Linked DNA regions of Homo sapiens: regions 2 and 3 are each linked to region 1. The links are chromatin loops, found by intact Hi-C in ENCODE. Cell type or tissue: heart left ventricle. All regions are shown on one strand. Each heading gives the region's core, and the rest is flanking DNA. Links, peaks and the distances in the headings are about the cores only.

The links. Hi-C counts contacts between places; a loop is a spot of excess contacts. Peaks named below come from ENCODE experiments on the same cell type or tissue, not always from the same donor. Only the 100,000 strongest peaks of a DNase experiment are listed, where the experiment ranks them.
Region 2: a loop joins it to region 1, with 8 times the contacts of the local background. A loop is called at or near these places in 8 of 110 quality-filtered maps.
Region 3: a loop joins it to region 1, with 2.5 times the contacts of the local background. A loop is called at or near these places in 42 of 110 quality-filtered maps.

The regions. Positions count from the first base shown.
Region 1 is chr16:10,824,947-10,832,494 of GRCh38, reverse strand. No RefSeq gene overlaps it. Among named protein-coding and RNA genes, the nearest start is that of TVP23A, 9.9 kb to the right of the region's middle. RefSeq lists a silencer at 3,480-3,549. In heart left ventricle, for the core only: no CTCF peak of the experiment used is centred there; DNase peaks (open chromatin) are centred at 3,474 and 4,534; H3K4me3 peaks cover 1,149 bases; H3K27ac peaks cover 3,312 bases.
Region 2 is chr16:10,576,129-10,583,676 of GRCh38, reverse strand. It overlaps EMP2 (epithelial membrane protein 2), which reads left to right and starts at 3,079. Exons shown (of 5, transcript NM_001424.6): 1 at 3,079-3,128. RefSeq lists silencers at 2,919-3,158, 4,511-4,805 and an enhancer at 4,476-5,053. In heart left ventricle, for the core only: CTCF peaks have their summits at 3,001, 3,399 and 3,602 (motif pointing left); DNase peaks (open chromatin) are centred at 2,966, 3,546 and 5,086; H3K4me3 peaks cover 2,901 bases; H3K27ac peaks cover 2,821 bases.
Region 3 is chr16:10,917,033-10,921,032 of GRCh38, reverse strand. It overlaps CIITA (class II major histocompatibility complex transactivator), which reads right to left. Exons shown (of 20, transcript NM_000246.4): 16 at 2,507-2,593. Among named protein-coding and RNA genes, the nearest start is that of DEXI, 23 kb to the left of the region's middle. In heart left ventricle, for the core only: CTCF peaks have their summits at 1,895 and 2,094 (motif pointing right); a DNase peak (open chromatin) is centred at 2,112; H3K4me3 peaks cover 541 bases; H3K27ac peaks cover 752 bases.

The sequences.
Region 1 (7,548 bases), core at 1,530-5,529:
CAATATGACCGGTGTCCTTATAAAAAGGGGAAATTTGGACACAGACACGCATACAGAGAGAACATCATGTGAAGATTGGATTACGCAGCCACAGCCTAGAAAATACCAGAAACTAGGAGAGATGCTGGGGACAGATCCTTCCCTAGCGCCTGCAGAGGGAGCAGGGCTCTGTAGACACATTAATCTCAGACTTCCAGGCTCCAGAACTGGGAGACAATGAATTTCTGATTTTTAAGCCACTCAGTTTTTGGTACTTTTTGATACACCTTTGAGGGCCTTTGTCTGCTGTCACACCCCTGTGTGGCCTCCCTGCCTCTCAGCCCATCTCTCCGACCCTCCCCAGAGCCCTGCCTAATCCCTAAGGTGCTCATGCACCCTCATGCAGGGTATGGTCTGCTTCTGGGGAATCCCACCTGACAGCGGGTTTTTTTTTTTTGTCGTTGTTGTTTGTTTTTGAAACAGAGTCTCGCTTTGTCGCCCAAGCTGGAGGGCAATGGCACAATCTCAGCTCACTGCAACCTCTGCCTCCCAAGTTCAAGTGATTCTGCTGCCTCAGCCTCCTCAGTAGCTGGGATTACAGGCATGTGCCACCACAACCAGCTAATTTTTATATTTTTAGTAGAGACAGGGTTTTACCATGTTGGCCAGGCTGGTCTCAAACTCCTGACCTCAGATAATCTGTGTGTCTTGGCCTCCCAAAGTGCTGGGATTACAGGCATGAGCCACCATGCCCAGGTTACAACAGTAGGTTTTCAGGAGCAATGGCAAACTCGCCAGTGGCAGAGAATGAAGTGAGCACACTGGTGTCTGGGGGTGGTGAGCTCGACTCTGCAACCCCATCTAAGGGGGGATAGCACCGCTCAGCTCCCACCACAGGGAATTCAGGCTCCATGTCACCTGAGCTTCCTTAAGAAAAAACAGAAGTACAGACTTCAAAAAAAAAGTGACATCTGATTTTTCTTTTCTTTTCTTTCCTTTCTTTTTAAGAGACAGGGTCTCACTCTATCACCCAGGCTGGAGAGCAGTGATGTGATCACAGCTCACTGCAGGCTTGAACTCCAGGGCTCAAGCGATCCCACCACAGCCTCCCAAGTAGCAGGGACTGCAGGCACAGGCCACCATGCCCCGCCTGGTTAGTATTTTTATTTTTTATAAATAGATATGAGGTCTCGCTTTGTTGCCCAGGCTGGTCTTGAACTGGCTTCAAGAGATCCTCCTGCCTTGGCCTCCCAAAGTGCTGGAATTACTGGCGTGAGCTACTACACTTGGCCCCAATTTTCCAATACTGGCCATTAACTCCATGAACGCTGCCTATTTTTTTTTTTAACTATGCAGGTCCAACCCAAACATGTCTGGAGCCCAGAGTTGACCCTTGGGCAGGCACTTTGCAACCTTGGGTTAAAGGTTTGGCAGGGACTGTGCACCCCAGTTTTGTGTGATGGGAAAAGCTATGAGCAGGGAGCAGGTGGAGACCTGATATCTACTCATGGGTCTACCACTGGTTTGCTGTATGCACCTGCTTCAAAACCTCTCTGAGCCTCAATCACCTGATCTGTAAAATGGGTATCATGCCATGCACTTTACCTCCTGGAGTGAAAATAAAGGTGGCTTGACATAATTTATTTAGCAAACACTTACTATGTGCATGCAATGTGCTGAGTATGTGATAAAACATTAACTCCTAGCCAGACCCAGGGGCTCATGCCTGTACTCCTAGCACTTTGGGAGGCTGAGGCAGGAGGATCACTTGAGTCTATTCCAGACCACCCTGGGCTGCATAGCAAGACCTTGTCTCTATGAGAAATAAAAAATTAGCTGGGTGTGGGGTGTGCACCTGTAGTCCCAGCTACTAGGGAGGCTAAGGCAGGAGGATTGCCTGAGCCCAGGAATTGGAGGCTGTAGAGACCTATGATTGCAGCACTGCACTCCAGCCTGGGTGACAGTGAGACCCCCATCTAAAAGAAAAAAGAAAAAAAACAAATTAGCTCCTGCATTCTATCCAACAGCCCTGTAGGGAAAAGAAAGAGAGATCAGACTGTTACTGTGTCTATGTAGAAAGGAAAGACATAAGAGACTCCATTTTGAAAAAGACCTGTACTTTAAACAATTGCTTTGCTGAGATGTTGTTAATTTGTAGCTTTGCCCCAGCCACTTTGCCCCAGCCACTTTGACCCAACCTGGAGCTCACAAAAACATGTGTTGTATGAAATCAAGGTTTAAGGGATCTAGGGCTGTGCAGGACCTGCCTTGTTAACAAAACGTTTACAAGCAGTATACTTGGTAAAAGTTGTTGCCATTCTCTAGTCTCAATAAACCAGGGGCACAATGCACTATGGAAAGCCACAGGGACCTCTGCCCTTGAAAGCTGGGTATTGTCCAAGGTTTCTCCCCATGTGATAGTCTGAAATACGGTCTCGTGGGATGAGAAAGACCTGACTGTCCCCCAGCCCGACACCCGTAAAGGGTCTGTGCTGAGGTGGACTAGTAAGAGAGGAAAGCCTCTAGCAGCTGAGATAGAGGAAGGCCACTGTCTCCTGCCTGCCCCTGGGAACCGAATGTCTCGGTATAAAACCTGATTGTACATTTGTTCATTTCTGAGATGAGAGAAATACCGCCCTATGGTGGGAGGCGAGACATGTTTGCAGCAATGCTGCCTTGTTATTCTTTACTCCACTGAGATGTTTGGGTGGAGAGAAACATAAATCTGGCTTACGTGCACGTCCAGTCATAGTACCTTCCCTTGAACTTCATTATGACATAGATTCTATTGCTCACATGTTTATTGCTGATCTTCTCCTTATTATCACCCTGCCCTCCTACTGCATTCCTTTTTGCTGAAATAATGAAGATAATAATCGATAAAAACTGAGGGAACTCAGAGACCGGTGCCGGTGCCCGGTGCAGGTCCTTGGTATGCTGAGCGCGGGTCCCCTGGGCCCACTGTTATTTCTCTATACTTTGTCTCTGTGTCTTATTTCTTTTCTCAGTCTCTTGTCCCATCCGACTAGAAATACCCACAGGTGTGGAGGGGCAGGCCACCCCTTCACGGCCCTTAAAACAGGTCATGATTCTCATTTCACACTGAAGGAAACTGAGGTTCAGAGAGGTTTAGTAACTTGTCCAAGCTATTTATTTCCCGGCTGATAAGAGGCAGAGCTGAGCTTCAAAGCACGCTGACTGCAAAGTGTCTGAGTCCACAAACTGCTGTTTTGGTTTTTGTTGTTGTTGCTTTGGATACACAGGAAGGAGAGAGATGGGCAGTGACTCCCCGGCTTGCCTTGTGGGTCTCTGGACAAGCCGTCTGGGGAGGAACTGAGCCTGCGTGGGCGACGCTGGCACAGGGCAAAGCTTCCTGACCCAGTCTGGACAGGGGCCAGGGCTGGGCTAAACAACCTACCACTCTTTCTCCTCAGTGGAGCATTTCCCGTAAGTGGTGGCAGCCTGCCTGCTGGCTCGCAGACCTGCTAGGGCAGGCAGCCAGCCATTGCTTGGGCTCCTCCTGCAAGAGGCCCCCAGGGCTCCCAAATCGGGTCCTGGGTAATCTAAGTCCCGCTGCCCGCCCCAACCCAACCTCCCTGCGGCGGAGGGCCAGGCATGCTGCAGCGGCTACTCTGGGCTCCCCGCCTCATAGCTTAAATGCGTCCTCCATGTTGACATGCAGGGCAGGGCGTTTTGGGAGGGATGGGGACAGGTGGGCCTGTGCTGAAAGGTGGCGTGTGTGTGTGTGTGTGTGTGTGTGTGTGTGTGTGTGTGTGTGAAAGAGAGAACTAGATTGAGACCAGACCCCTCGGGAGGCAATAATCCAGGTCTCTGTGTCCCCTGAATTGTAAGGTCCTCATCAGGGGACTCTGCAGAGATTCGCTGCCAGGCGTGTGTTCTGAGTCGCTCATCCCTTTGTTCACCCACTCTCTGGCTGGCTTGTGGAATGCCAGCTGTGTACCTGGCCCCATGCTCTATGAACTTAAGAGACGCCTGCCCTTATGGAGACAGTACCCTAGTGGAGGCATGGGGAGGGGAATCTTACTAAACCAATAAGAAAACAAGAGAATTAGAGATCGTAGAAAGTGCTAGAAAGGGAACAAACATGTCAGGCCACAGTCTAGATCCCAGACCCTCAAGAGGGACTGAGAAACTGGGTGGGACATGAGCTGGGCTTCAGGGAAGGCCCCTTGCGGGGAGACCTCATATTTTCAGCCCTGAGAAAATCAGGAGGAGAAGGGCTTTCCTGGCCAGGGAGTCAGCAGGAGCGAAGGCCCTGAGCCAGGAAGAGGCTTGGAAGTTTCTGAAAATCTTGGAGTCTGGCCATTGTGGTCAGAGCATGATGAGTGGTGCAGGGAGAAGTGGGAAAGATCCGCAGTTCCTGACCAAGCAGGGCCCGGCTAGGTCACTTTCTCTAGTAGGGACAAGCTTCAGACCCCCCGGCTGCTAAGGGAGCGACCAGTGTCATGACCTCCCCAGCCCTGCCTCCATGGGAGGGGCCTGCCGACCTCTGGCTGCTCCAACAGGAGGCAGAGGTCCAGGGCCCATCCTGTCCACTGGGGTCACAGCCACTGTCCCCCATCCCGGCTGGCCGCAGAGAAGGCCCTGTTGACCTGACATTTCTGTCTCTTGTCCAGGCCCTTGAGTGACAAGAGGCCTTCTTTGGCCTGTTTGCTGACTTCTCCACGTCCCTGGTGACAGGGTGTGTTGCTGGGGAGGCCAGGCGGGCCACATCAAAACTTGGCTGTCCCTTTTGTTCCCTGGTCTGGAATTTCCCCTCTCTGTGCTTCTGGCATCCTGTCTCTACAAAAAATAAAATTAGCAGGCCGGGTGCGATGGCTTATGCCTGTAATCCCAACATTTTGGGAGCCCGAGACAGGAGGATCACTTGAGGTCAGGAGTTCCAGACCAGCCTGGCTAATGTGGCGAAACCCCATCTCTATTAAAAATACAAAAGTTAGCTGGGCGTGGTGGCGGGCGCCTGTAATCCCAGCTACTCAGGAGGCTGAGGCAGGAAATTGCTTGAACTCAGGAGGCGGATGTTGCAGTGAGCTGAGATGGTGCCATTGCACTCCAGCCTGGGTGACAGAGCAAGACTCTGTCTCAAAATAGATAAATAAATAAATAAAATAAAATAAGCTAGGCAGAGTGGGCATGTGCCTATGGTCCCAACTATACAGGAGGCTGAGGTGGGAGGATCACTTGAGCCCAGGATTTTGAGACCAGCCTGGGCAACATAGTGAGACCCCAACTCAAAAAAAAAAAAAAGGTAAAATTTATTTGCTTTGTCCCCCAGGCTGGAGTGCAGTGGTGTGATCTTGGCTCACTGACGCCTTCACCTCCTGGGTTCAAGCGACTGTCCTGCCTCAGCCTCCAGAGTAGCTGGGATTACAGGTGTGCACCACCACACCTGGCTAATTTTTGTATTTTTTAGTAGAGACGGGGTTTCACCATGTTGGCTAGGCTGGTCTCGAACTCCTGATCTCAAGTGATCTGCCCACCTCGGCCTCCCAAAGTGCTGGGATTACAGGCATGAGCCACAGTGCCTGGACGTTTATTTTAATTTTGACAGGCTTTCGCTATCATCCAGACTGAAGTGCAGTGGTGCAATCACGGCTCATTGTAGCCTTGACCTCCTGGGCTCAAATAATCCTCCCTCCTCAGCTCTTCAGTAGCTGAGACTACAGGCGCACACCACCATGCCGGGCTAATTTTTGTATTTCTTATAGAAACAGGGTTTTGCTATGTTGTCCAGGCTTGTCTCTAACTCCCCAGCTCAAGTGATCCTCCCACCTCAGCCTCGTGAATAGCTGGGACTACAGGCATGCACCACCACGCCAGGCTAATTTTTTTTTTTAATTATTATTTTTGTGTAGAGACAGAGTCTCATTATGTTGCCCAGGCTGTTAATTATAATAATACATTCTCTTTAATCCACTATGTCTAAAAGATTATCATTACAGCATGTAAACAATTAAAACATGATTTCAATATTATTATTTTACATTCTTTTATTCCTACCAAGTCTTTTTTCTTTTCTTTTTTTTTTTTTTGAGACAGAGTCTCACTCTGTTGCCCATGCTGGAGTACAATGGCACGATCTCGGCTCACTGGAACCTCTGCCTCCTGGGTTCAAGCAATTCTCCTGTCTCAGCTTCCCAAGTAGGTGGAACTACACGTGCCCGCCACCACACCTGGCTAATTTTTGTATTTTTAGTAGAGATGGGGTTTCATCATATTGGTCAGGCTGGTATCGAACTCCTGACCTCAGGTGATCCACCTGCCTCGGCCTCCTAAAGTGCTGGGATTACAGGCGTGAGCCACCACGCCCGGCCTTTTATTCCTAACAAGTCTTCAATCTCTGCTGTGTACTTTGCCCTGATAGCCCATCTCCATCCAGCCTTACCCCATTTCAAGGGCTCAGTAATGACTTGTGGTTCCTGGATTAGACAGCACAGCTTTGCATGGGGGCATTTAGTGCACTTTTGACAAGCTCTAGTTTGTTGTTTTTTCACTTGGCTGTATTTATTTGTCTGTAACTAGAAAGTTGGCCTAAAGAGGGTCAGCAATCAGCAGCTTATATCTCTTGCTAAGAGCTGCGTCCATGTCCACACCAGCGTGCTGGGCACAGCTGGTGTCAGGATTTGCACCCAGGTCTGTCTGGGTAGAAATCCAGGGCTATTTCCATGTACCACTCCCTGCGCCTGACAAGGTGGATGGGGCCCTGAAGGCAGCCCACGGGAGGGGACCCTCCTTCTTCCCTTGGCCCTCTGCTCCGCCCTCCTGGGTAACCTGCACTGGCTGCCAGCCTGAAGAAGGACTGGACTAGGTCACCTGAAAGGAGCCTCTGTGAAACAGGCAGCAGTGTGACAGTCACAGGGGCAGCCATACAAACAGGAGGGTGGGAGCCCCCCAACCTCGTGGGCCTGGATGTCCCCTGGCCTGGAGTCATACCGTAACTGAGTAGCTTGGCTTCAAAATGCTTTTTTTTTTTGCTCTGTTCCCCAGGCTGGAGTGCAGTGGCACAATCTCGGCTCACTGCAACCTCCGCCTCCCGGGTTCAAGTGATTCTCCTACCTCAGCCTCCCAAGTAACCGGAATTACAGGCACCCACCACCACGCCCAGCTAATTTTTGTATTTTTAGCAGAGATGGGGTTTCATCATGTTGGCCATGCTGGTCTCAAACTCCTGACCTCAAGTAATCCACCTGGCCTGGGCCTCCCAAAGTGCTGGGATTACAGGCATGAGCCACTGTGCCAGGCCTCAAAACGCATTTTATACTTTTTTCCCTTTTTCTCTTTTCTCCTTAGTCTCAAGATGTAACGTCAAAACAAACTGCAGAAACCTTTTTTTCCCTCCTTAGTCTTTTTTTTTTTGAGACAGAGTCTCGCTCTATTGCCCAGCCTGGAGTGCAGTGGCATGATCTCGGCTCACTGCAACCTCCACCTCCTGGGTTCAAGTGATTCTCCTGACTCAGCCTCCCAAATAGCTGGGATTACAGGTGTGCACCACCATGCCCAGCTAATTTTTTGTATTTTTAGTAGAGACGGGGTTTCATCATACTGGCC
Region 2 (7,548 bases), core at 1,337-5,336, 250 kb after region 1:
TCTCATTTACATGTCTGTGGCTTGACTGGAGTAGCTCTGTGTCTCTGACAGAAGTTCTGTAGGTCCTCTAGGGTAGCTCTATTTCACATGTCTTTCATTTTCTGGGACCACTAAGCTGCCAGAGGTATACTATGCTCATGGAAATGGCAAAAGAGAGAGAGGGCAAATCCTACCACCCAGGCACCCTTCCGTTCTTTGTGTGTGTCATCTTTGCTAATATCTCATTGGCCAAAGCAAGTCACATGGCCAAGCTCAAGATCAAATTGAGGAATATATTCCTCTCATCACGAGGCTATGGCCAGGGTCGGGATGTATACTACTAGTATAAGGGGCTGAAGGACTGGGACCAGAATTCCATCAAACACACTCTTACTTTCCCCCACACCAAGTTCATTATCGAAACACCAGAAGCAGGAATACAAGCAGGTATGACGCAGGTTTCTGTCTCCCATCTTCCTAGAGGGACAGGAGTATATTTAAAGACAGAAAACAAAGAATAGCAAGTAGCAGGTGAATGGGACAGACAGGTTGGGCTCTGGAGAGGGTTTAGAAACAAGGCAGAGGAGCAATTGTCCTGTTTTTTTTTCTGCGTCTTGGAGAGGGATCTTGGGGGTCTGGACGGGTTCTTTCCAGTTGGGACACACCCCACCAGCTGGTGGCTTGGGAGACAGTACAGGGAGGAGGCATCTCCTGGCTCTGAATCAGAGTGAGAACATGACTGTCTTTTCCAATGATCTTGCAATAGTTCTGATAACAGAAGAAAGACTTCTCTGTGTTAGCATGCTTTTAACATCTTACTGATCACCCCCACTGTTTTTTTAAGAGACAGGGTCTTGCTATGTTGCCTAGGCTGCCTCGGAACTCTCAGGCTCAAGCGATCCTCCAACCTCAGCCTCCCGAGCAGCTGGGATTACAGGTAAGCACCACCGCACCTGGCTCCCTTTTAATAGACGCTAAACCTCAGACTCATGGACTCTTTCAGGCAACAGTATCTGGCTACAATTTACTAACACTGTTTTATTTCAATAGTGTTTATATTCATAAGTTTGTCTTCTACTTTTGGCAGATGGCACTGGTTTCCTGTTTACCATAGCAATATAGGGCTTTCTTTTTCAAATAAACATATTAAAATCAACGGAGTTAATTTAAAGAAAACAATTAAGTGAATACCAGTTCAGGTGGAAGGTGGATATGGCAAAATTTAGAGCTTGAGTGTGGTTAGCATTTGGTAAATAGTGATAGGGTGGAAAGAGGAGAATGGGGTTTGCTGCAGTGAGTCTGGGTTCAAATCCAAACTTTATCAACTGCATAGAGACTTTGGGTAAGTTACTGGTGTAGCTTCTCTGAGCCTTAGTTTCTTCATGGATAAAATGAGGGTAACTTGTTTTGCAGGGCTGCCGTGTTCTATTGAAGGTTATGTTTGTAAAGTAACCGGCACACACTAAGCCCTCAGCAAATGCAGAAACCTGCCTGCTCCATCCCCTACCTGGCCTTTCCATTCTGGGAGACTCTGGAGTTTTCTCTGTCCTCCACATGGCCATAGGCAGGTAGGTGGGCCCTTCCTGGTCCTCCTCTATAGCAACCAGACCTCACCCTCCTCCCCTTTTATGGAGGAAGAGGACTCAGTTCATATTAGTGCCTTCCTGTCCCCTCTCCAGCTCCAAACACACACACACACACACACACACACACACACACACACACACACAATTATCTTGGGGGATGGGAGTCTTGGTTAACTGTAGAATTAAAGGAGATTTGGCAGGTCAGACCCTAGGCCAACTTGGGAAGCTCAAGGCCTGGGGGAGGGGGTGGCCCTTTAGAGGGGATCTCAAATCCCCCAAGGATCTCTAATTTAGAGCCAACAAGGCCCTCTCGTGACAGAGCTCCTCAGCAGGACTAAAAAAAGATGCTCAACAGAAAATACAAACATGGAGTCCAACCAGAGCACAGGATTGCACAATAAATTAACATTTCTTAAAAGGGTTTCTCATTCTCTTGTCAGTAGCACAAGTCAATTGCCTTGTATTCTGGGGTATGTGCAAGTAACATGAACTTGTTAAATTAAAAGTTTAAAATATACTGTTATATGTTGTGACCCTGTTTTGGAATTTCTTCAATTTGTAAAAATACACTGACTCCCACTCCCTCCTTCCACACACACACGATGGGGCTCAGGCGCCTCTGGTCTCCTCCCCCATCCTCCCAAGAGCCCCTAGAGCAGATCAGCCCTCCCAGTTTCCAGATGGGGAAACTGAGGCTGGAAAGAAAGGCAGTTCCTTTGATGTCATTTCCAGGGACACTAAATACCAGGACTGTGGGTTGAAAGGCTGTGGGGAGTGCTTTGTGTGAGTGTGTGTGTGTGTGTGTGTGTGTGTGTGTGTGTACTGGTCGGGTGGGGGGAGTGAACGGGGGGTCCTGGAAGAGTCTGAAGACTGGTTGCTGGGCATCTCGCACCAAGGCCAGGACTCCAGGTGAGATGATAAAAATAACAATGGCTGACGTCTATGGAGCAGGTACCATGAGCCAAACATTGTGGACGTATTACCACCTTCCGACCTATAATCACTCCCATTCCCAGAAGAGGAAACTGAGACAGGGGAGATTATGGACGAGCTCAGGAAGTTCATAAAAGGCCAGAGAAGGGGTTCTAGAGCAGGGAGCCCGGATTCCAAAACTCCTTAGGGAAGAGGAAGAAAAGGGGAGAAGAGGAGAGGAAAGAGAATGAGAGGGATGTGGAAACCTGCAGAGAAGGGAAGACCCTTGCTCCCGGGAGCCTCCCTTTCTCCCTTTTCCCCCGGGCCCGTGCCACCGGCTCCGCCCCAAAGCTGGCCACAGAGCCGCAGGGAGGCGGGCGGGAACGGTGGTGCGGGGGCGCCAGGGCGCTCCCGGCCTCGGCCTTTCCCTCCAGGGCCCCCTCCTTTCGCCGGCGGCCCCTCCCACTCGGCTCTCCCGGCTCCTGGCGTCACGGCCCGGGAGGCGGGATCGGGGAAGGAGGGGCCCCGCCGCCTAGAGGGTGGAGGGAGGGCGCGCAGTCCCAGCCCAGAGCTTCAAAACAGCCCGGCGGCCTCGCCTCGCACCCCCAGCCAGTCCGTCGATCCAGCTGCCAGCGCAGCCGCCAGCGCCGGGTGAGTTGTGGGCGCACCCAGGGCGCGGGGCGACATCGGGGGGGCCCCGGGATCGTGTACGCCCGGGCAGCAGGGACGCGACCCCTCCACTTACTGGACCGGGAGCAGCCCCCGGAATTGGTGACAGTAACGGGAGGGCCGAGGTGCCACCCATGCCGCCGACCTCTGGTCTGCGCCACGCTCGCTCCGGCCCCAGAATTCCACTTCGCCATCCCGGGACAGCTTCCCACGCCTTTTGAGCCGAAGCAGGCGGGAAAAGTTTGGGGAGGAGTCAGGGCGCCTCCCCTCGCCCCGCCGGACTTACACCCGGGGCTCTTGGAGTCCAGGGAGATCCCCAGGTCGCGTGAGGGATTCCCGGGCAGCGTCCCCAGACTCGCCTCGCGGGCAGGACTGGTGCGCCAGGCCGGGCCAGCGGGTCCTCCTGGGCTGCGTACCCCTCTAGGCCCCCGCCGCTGCTCCGTCGCGCCCCCGAGCGGCGAGGAGCGACTTCTTGGGGGTCAGGAACGGTGGAGGAGCCGGGAGGCGCTGCTGGGATGACACCTCTCTCCCTGCCAACTCTAGAAGGGCTTGGGGGGCTTTAAAGAGGCGAGACCGCACCCATGTGTTCCAGAGGTAGGAGAGGCTGCAGCTCGTAGTGTGTATTCTACGCCCTCCCCAAATCCAGAGATCTGAGCACGCTCCAGGGAGGTCTTTTAGGTGAAGATGTGGGGCTGGACATGGGGACTCCGAAGACACCACAGGGCAAAGCTCTCCCTCCAGGCCAGCTTCAGTTTTGGGGAAGGGAGCACTGCCCCTCCCAAGCTTTGAGGGTGTGTGTGTGTGTGTGTGTGTGTGTGTGTGCACCTTGATCTTATAATTCAGCTGTGTCTAAGTAAGGGGCTTGGAGAGGGACTTAAGAAGCCTCCAGTTCAAATACAGTGTGATTCCACTTTTATGAGACACCTAGAATAGGCAAATTTTATAGACAGAAAGTAGAATGATGGTTGCCAGGGCCTGGGGGTACCTGGGAACCGGGAGTTACTGTTTAATGGGACAGAGTTTTTCTTGGGGAGGATGAAAAAGTTTTGGGTATACATAGTGGCAATGGTTACACAGTATCGTGAAGGTATTTAATGCCACTGAGTTGTATGCTTATCATCGGTTAAAATGATGATTATGATGTTATGCATATTTTATCATAAAAATTTTTTAAAAGCCGCCTTTAGCCACCTCTGCACTCCAGTCTGAATCAGAGAGAAATCTAAGAACCGACACATTATTGCTGGGCACCTCTTCCTGGAATTCGGCCTTCAGTTAAGAAAGCTTAAAGAGGACGAGGAAGGGACGGGGTCCTGGTTTCCCAGGAGTCACACAAGGGGAAGGATGGCGACCTGAGCTGCTGGAGGTTTGCAGTTGGCTGGTGCTCGCCCTCCATCTCCGTTTCTCCCTGGGAGCCTCACCCCTGAGCTGTTTCCAGCACGCTCTCCTGTTGCAAGTGGGGAAACAGGCTAGAGATCTAAGTCGGTTTGCTCAAGGCCACTGAGCTGGTAAATGCAAAGAACTAGACCTTGAACCTCCATCTGCCTCCCAAGCCCTCCCCTTCTTTCCACCTGGAGATGCCCTGCTGGTTTGCAGGGAATGAGGGGAGACCCTTCTGGGGAAAACAGGGCGTGGATGCCCACGGGGGCCTTGGCAAATGCCAAGACTACAGCCCAGGGAGAGGCGTGGAGGTGGCAGGAAGGTGCAGAACCTGTTTTCCCACTGAGGGTTTTTGGATCTCACCACCTCCATCCCATGGGGAGCCAGGGAGTCGAGTAGGAGGCAGAGGGCTGGCCACATAGCCTGGAGCCTCCTCTGCCCCTCAAGTGGAGAGATTGAGGTGCGCCTGAAATCCAGAGAATGTGTTTGTGTTGGAAACCACGGAGTCGACCAGCTGAGTGGGTGAGGGCAGGGCCAGGCGGAAGCGTCCCTGTGAGGAGGGTGAGGCTTGGGGCTGACACTGCCCCACCTCGGGCTGGAGGAGGGGGTGCACCCGCTCTGGCTGGCACCACCCCAGATTAGGGTCTAGCTAATGAGGGGCTAAAAGGGCTTGGTGGCGTTTTATTGTGGCTATGGAGCACATCCATTTAGCAAACCGCCCCCGCTTCTCCACCCTCACCCCAGTAATGGCACTTAAATCCTTTCTTCCTGGAACGGAAGTGAATGTTTCACCTCAGTATCTTTTCTCTGCCTCTCACATAATATCTTCGTAGTAGGAGCTAAAACCACATGCATATGTGCACAGACTCCCCAATTTCCCGCAACAGGTAATTAACAGGGAGGATCAACCAGCCCATTTTTCACCCTAGGCATAGAGTGACACTCTCCTGCCCTCGCCTCTGCTATACAGCCTTCCAGGTCAGTGAGGGCACAGCAAAGGCCACTTCTTTGTCATAGTAAACTCCGCCAGACGGGACCAGGAAGGGAAGTCTGTCGAGATGAAAATATATAAATGTCCTTCCAGGCCAGATGGGCTGGCGCTGGACTGCTGGCTGCTTGGCGAGGTTTGTTTGGGAAGCAGATGTCCAGCCTCCCTCCTTTTGCCGGGAGGGGGGGGTCAGATAATTGTGTGTGGGGGGGTGGGGGGGACAACATGTGGCTGCTTCCCAGCTCTGTGGCCAAGTGGGGACTCTGACGCGGGCTACAGGGGCTAAGGTGGGGACAGGGCAGGGCTCTCCAGCCACGGGAGTTCCAGAGGGGAGGCGGTGACGTTACTTACCCAAAGGTGGGGTGGGGCCCAGGCACTGGGATTAAGGGAGCAGATCTCTCCCAGAGGAGAGAGTTAAAGGCCAGCCTCGGGATGCCTGTGCAGGAGGGGTGTGTGTGTGTGTCCGGGTGTCTCAGGAGGGCAGGTGATTGGCAGCAGCAGCTGGAATGAAGGAAGAGGGCAGTTGGCATCATAGAAGGGATGGAGGCCTGACTCTTGGACGATGGCCTCAGCATGTGCAGGGAAGGAATGGGGATTGGTGTGGTGGTGACAGGCAGAGCAGTCTCCCCTTCTCACCCCAGGAGTGGTGAAGCCTGGCTCCCTGCAGAAGTTAGCCAAAGAATGCAATTTCAGCAGCACTGTGGCAGGAATCAGATGCATCTGGCTCTTGTTAGGGACAGGCCAGGGGGGAGTCTAAAAATATCAGAGGCAGAGCTGCCACCCAGCGAGAGAGTGCCGGGCTGGTAACCTGACACCTGAGCAGAGGCTGGTGGTGGTGATGAGGGCACCTGTCCTGCACGGCTCCAGAGGTACTCATGCTCCTTCAGGTGCCTGAAAGGGTGAGAGCTCACTGCATTCGGGACAGCCCTGGGCTAAGATTGGAGAATTTCAGGGCATAAGGACCTTAGAAGTCCCAGTATGACACTGACAGCTAGGGACACTCAGAGAGGTGGAGTGACTTGCCCAGGTCACACAGCAATTTGGCAGCCGACCCAGGACTAGATCTAGGCCACAGCTGAGGGGAGTTCAGTGGGATTCCAGGCCCAGGTCCCCAGGGCCTGGGACCCTTATAGCACGTGTCATCTGTCCAGGAGGCTGGATTTCCGTGCTCCCGTGCTGATGGGACAATGGTGAGCAAGAGCTCCGCTCAGGCAGTAGGTCACTTCCCACTGAGCACTGGGTCGCTCCCGGGCAAAGCTGTTGAACCCTGGGAATGCTGGCCCATCTTGGGGCGGGATATAGGGAGGAAGGAGGCTGGAGGAGAACTGGCCAAATGAGTCCCTCCCTCCTTCCCGTGCAGAGACACTGTTGGTTTTGTTCATGCAGTATCTCCGGTGCTTAATGAGTAGCTGCTAAAGTGAATAATTGAATTCCTGGGGCCCTCATCTTCCTTGGCAAGCTGGGCTTCTGTTGATCTAAAAGGGACTGAGGATGAAGAAGAGACTTCTCCGGTTCCTGCTCTTTAGGGACAGGCTAGATGACATCAGCTTCTAGAAGCTTCCTGGAACTCTGGGTCCAGAGCTGAGGGAGGGGTCACCAGGGTGATATTTGACACCATGATTGTCCTGAGAAATCTAGGATGCAAAATCGCCATCACCATGCAGGATATACAGACAGACAAGCCAAGCGTCTCAGTGCAGACCGCTCATAGTCTTAAGATCAAGCAAGTTTTTCCCAATAGCAAAGTCGTGCACTTTGAAGATTTCTCTTTTGATGACCTGATCACAAACTTCTCTGAACTGTCTTTCCTCAAAATGCAATGAATTTAAGAAATTTGCAGTGAATAAATAAGAACCAAAGTTTTTTTGTTGATCTTATGAATGTTTTCCAAAATGTGTTACCACTGGTGGCACACAAGATAATTCTCAAAGGCCCATGGCATAAAAACAGAAAAGAATAATTATGTCTTCTTCTTGATTGGTATTGGGGGAAAAAATGTAAGTAGCACACAAACCCATGGTTTCACAGATACTT
Region 3 (4,000 bases), core at 1-4,000, 90 kb before region 1:
GCCGGGTGTGATGGCACATGCCTATACTCCCAGCTACTTGAGAGGCTGAGGCAGGAGAATTGCTTGAACTCGGGAGGCGGAGTTGCAGTGAACTGAGACTGCACTCCAGCCTTGGCAACAAGAGCGAAACTCTGTCTCGAAAAAAAAAGAAAAAAATAAATAAATGCAGCAGGTTTACACTGCTGCCAAGTGGATTCAGGCTAAATCAACTCACATCACGGGTCGGCCGGTACCAGTGCAGAAACTAGATGGGGGTTTTGCAATCTCTGAACCCTGGAGACCCTTCCTCCACCCCACAGGGAGAGTAATCTGACCATATTTCATCGATGCCAAGACATATATGTCACCATTTGAATATCATTGAGATCAGGATGTGTCTTATAACCAATAGCGTGTCACAGTTTGCATTTTGGCCTCATATTGGGGTCTTACAATGGATGGCATCTTAGATTCCATGAAATATGATGTTTCTTAAAGGGTAAATCAGGCTGGGCATGGTGGCTCACACCCGTAATCCCAGCACTTTGGAAGGCTGAGGTGGGTGGATCGCTTGGGCCCAGGATTTCAAGACCAGTCTGGGCCACATGGCGAAGCCCTGTCTCTACTGAAAACACAAAAATAGCCTGGTGTGGTGGCGGGCATCTGTAATCCCAGCTACTTGGGAGGCTGAGGCATGAGAATCACTTGAACCCAGGAGGCAGTGCTTGCAGTGAGCTGAGATCATGCCACTGCACCTTAGCCTGGGCAATAAAGTGAGACTTGGTCTCAAAAAGAAAAGAAAAGAAAAAAGAAAAGTGTAAATCAGATCAAGTGTCGCCTTCCCAGGCCCACCTACTTTTCCATTCACACTGAAAAACTGCAAATACCTCTTGTGACCCACAAGGGCCTCCCTGTGTGATCTGGATTCCCCTGACCTCCCCTACTTCCACCATTGCCCAGCCTCTGTCCCTCATTCACTACACACAGCCACAGTGGCCCTTCTGACCCTTAAAACACAGCCCCTTTTCCCACTTAGGGCCTTTGCACCTGCTGTTCTTTCTTCCTAGAGTCCTTTTCCCCTAGAGCTTCCCACGGAAGAATCATCTCCCCAGAAGTCCTGTACCCTCCTGGGGCTTGTTAGTTTCCTTCCCAGCATGAATCACTGTTTTACAATATTTTATTTATGTATGTGCCTAATTCCTACTACGCAAAGAAACTCAAAAGCAAGAACGACATCTGTCTAGTTCATACTTGTATCTCTAGTTTTTAGCACAATTATGAACCAGACAGATTCTATTTTTGCTTCTGAGTTTCTTTGCATAGCAAGAAGTAAGCACCTACATAAATAAAATATTGTAAAACAGTGATCATGCTGGGAAGAAATTAACAAGGCTCAGGAGGGTATAGGACCCAGCTACTTGGAAGGCTGAGGTGGGAGGTTCGCTTCAGTCCAGGTAGTCGAGGCTGTAGTGAGCCATCATTGCACCCCTGCACTACAACCTGGGTGAGACCCCATCTCCAAATAAATAAATAAATAAATAAATAAATAAGTTGGCCGGGCATGGTGGCTCACGCCTGTAATCCTAGTACTCACTTTGGGAGGCCGAGGCAGGTGGATCACCTGAGATCAGGAGTTTGAGACCAGCCTGGCCAACATGGCGAAACCCTGTCTCTACTAAAAATATAAAAACTAGCTGGACGTGGTGGTGGGCGCCTATAATCCCAGCTACTCGGAGCACTGAGGCAGGCGAATAGCTTGAACCTGGGGGGGGGCAGAAGTTGCAGTGAGCTGAGATCACACCACTTCACTCCAGCCTGGGTGACAGAGCGAGACTCCATCTCAAAAACAGAAATTAAAAAAATTAAAAATAAATAAATAATAAGGGACCAAATGCCATCTTTCCTGGGAATCTGACTCTGGTTGTCCTCAGTAAGTGAAGAGCTCTGGCGAAGAGGAGAGCAGTTTCTCTCAGTCTGGCGAGTAAGAAGAGCTGGTAATGCTGAGTTGGATGACTGGGGCTCTGGTCCAAGCTCAGTCCGCTCATTACCTCTGGGACCACACCAGGGCCTGGATGGAAGTCACTCAAAAGCAAGAGGTGCTATGCCAAGGCCTACCAGAAGGTGGCAGTGAAACACTGACCGGCATGTAAGTGACAAGGCCGGCAAAAGCTGACGTACGTGGTTAGCCTTCCAGAAGCCACCACCCCTAGGTTCCGGAAAAAGCCTGGTCCCGCCATCCCTGGGGGAAAAGGAGCAATATTTATTGCATAACAGAACCTGGCATTGTGACAAGTGCTTACATAGACCATTAGGATGGTTCCCATTTTCCAGGTAAGAAAACAGCGGCTAGGAATGAATAACTGACTTGCTCAGAGTTTCTTTCACCACGTCCCGCTAATCCTTTTGTTCAGGGCTGTGGTGATTGCTTCTAGGGTCTCAGTGTCCCCTGCAGCCAGCACGATGTGGGTTCCCTGCGCTCTGCAGCCCCCCAGCTCAGCACCTGACCGGTATCCGGGGCCCCACTCACCTTAGCCTGAGCAGGGATGCAGCGAGCGAAGGCAGGGCCTCGGCGAGTTTGTAGGCACCCAGGTCAGTGATGTTGTTCTGGGACAGACTGCGGGGACACAGTGAGGGGGAGGGCTCAGGACCAAACTTGCATGCCTCACTTTGACCTCAAGGAGAGTTCTGGGTCATAGGCTGTGAATGGCGCTGTCGACAGACTTAAGCTACCTCTCGGTAAATAGGAGGATACTGTTAGGTCCTGTGGCCAAGTGGGAGGGCAGGGATGAGGAGGTGGATGGGAGGGAGAGTGCACCCTCCTGCCCCCACCTGTCCCATGACTTTACAACATCCCCTCTTTTCCCTCTGCGCCACTTTTCAGCACTATAATGAAATAAGTGTTGGCATTATTTGTTTAATGGCTGTGTAATCCTTTCTGCCGGGTTGTGGGCTTCACATGGAGCAGGGCTGTGTCTGTTTTGCTCATTACTGTATCCCTGTGCCTAGAGCACTGCCAGGCACATAGTAGGTGCTCAATAAATACTTAAGTGGGGTGGCGGGTAAGAAAGAGGGGGACGGAAGGACTAAGGAGAAGAAATCTAGCTTACAGTGTTACCTAGGACACTAGAAATTACTGGAGAAGTCCCACAGTCCTACAATTAAGGAAATTGCTAAGTAAATTCCGGTAAATTATTTGGCCATCCTAAGACCTTGGTTGTGAGGGGGAGTGTGGGAAGATTTTGATATCCTCTAGGTTCAGTAAAAAATCATGTTGAACTGGGCGTGGTGGCTCATGCCGGTAATCCCAGCACTTTGGGAGGCTGAGGTGGGCGGATCACTTGAGGTCAGGAGTTCAAGACCAGCCTGGCCAACCTGGTGAAACCCCGTCTCTACTAAAAATACAAAAATTAGTTGGGTGTAGTGGTGCATGCCTGTAATTCCAGCTACTTGGGAGGCTGAGGTGTGAGAATTGCTTGAACCCAGGAGGTGAAGTTTGCAATAAATAGATCGTACCACTGCACTCCAGCCTGGGCTACAGAGCGAGACTCCGTGTCAAAAAAAAAAAAAAAAAATCCCATTGAACCAGGCACAGTGACTCATGCCTGTAATCCCAGTACTTTGGGAGGCAGAGGCAGGAGGATGGCTTGAGCTCAGAAGTTCAAGACCAGCCTGGGCAACGTGGTGAAACCACGTCTCTACAAAAAAATACAAAAATTAGCGGGACGTGGTGGCATGCACCTGTCCCAGCTACTCAGAAGGTTGAGATGGGAGGATTGCTTGAGCCTAGGAGATTGAGGCTGCAGTGAGCCATGATTACACCACTGCACTCCACCCTGGGTGACAGAGCGAGACCTTGTCTGAAAAAAAGAAAAAAAATCACATTGATCCTCCTGTATCTTATCCATCTCCAACTTCCCAGAGCCCAGAACAGTTTTTAAAAAGTTTTACTGTTTTGATAATAATGCTTTATTGATAAATCCTAATCTATCTCTCCTATTTCACCCCCCAGTATAATTTTCTG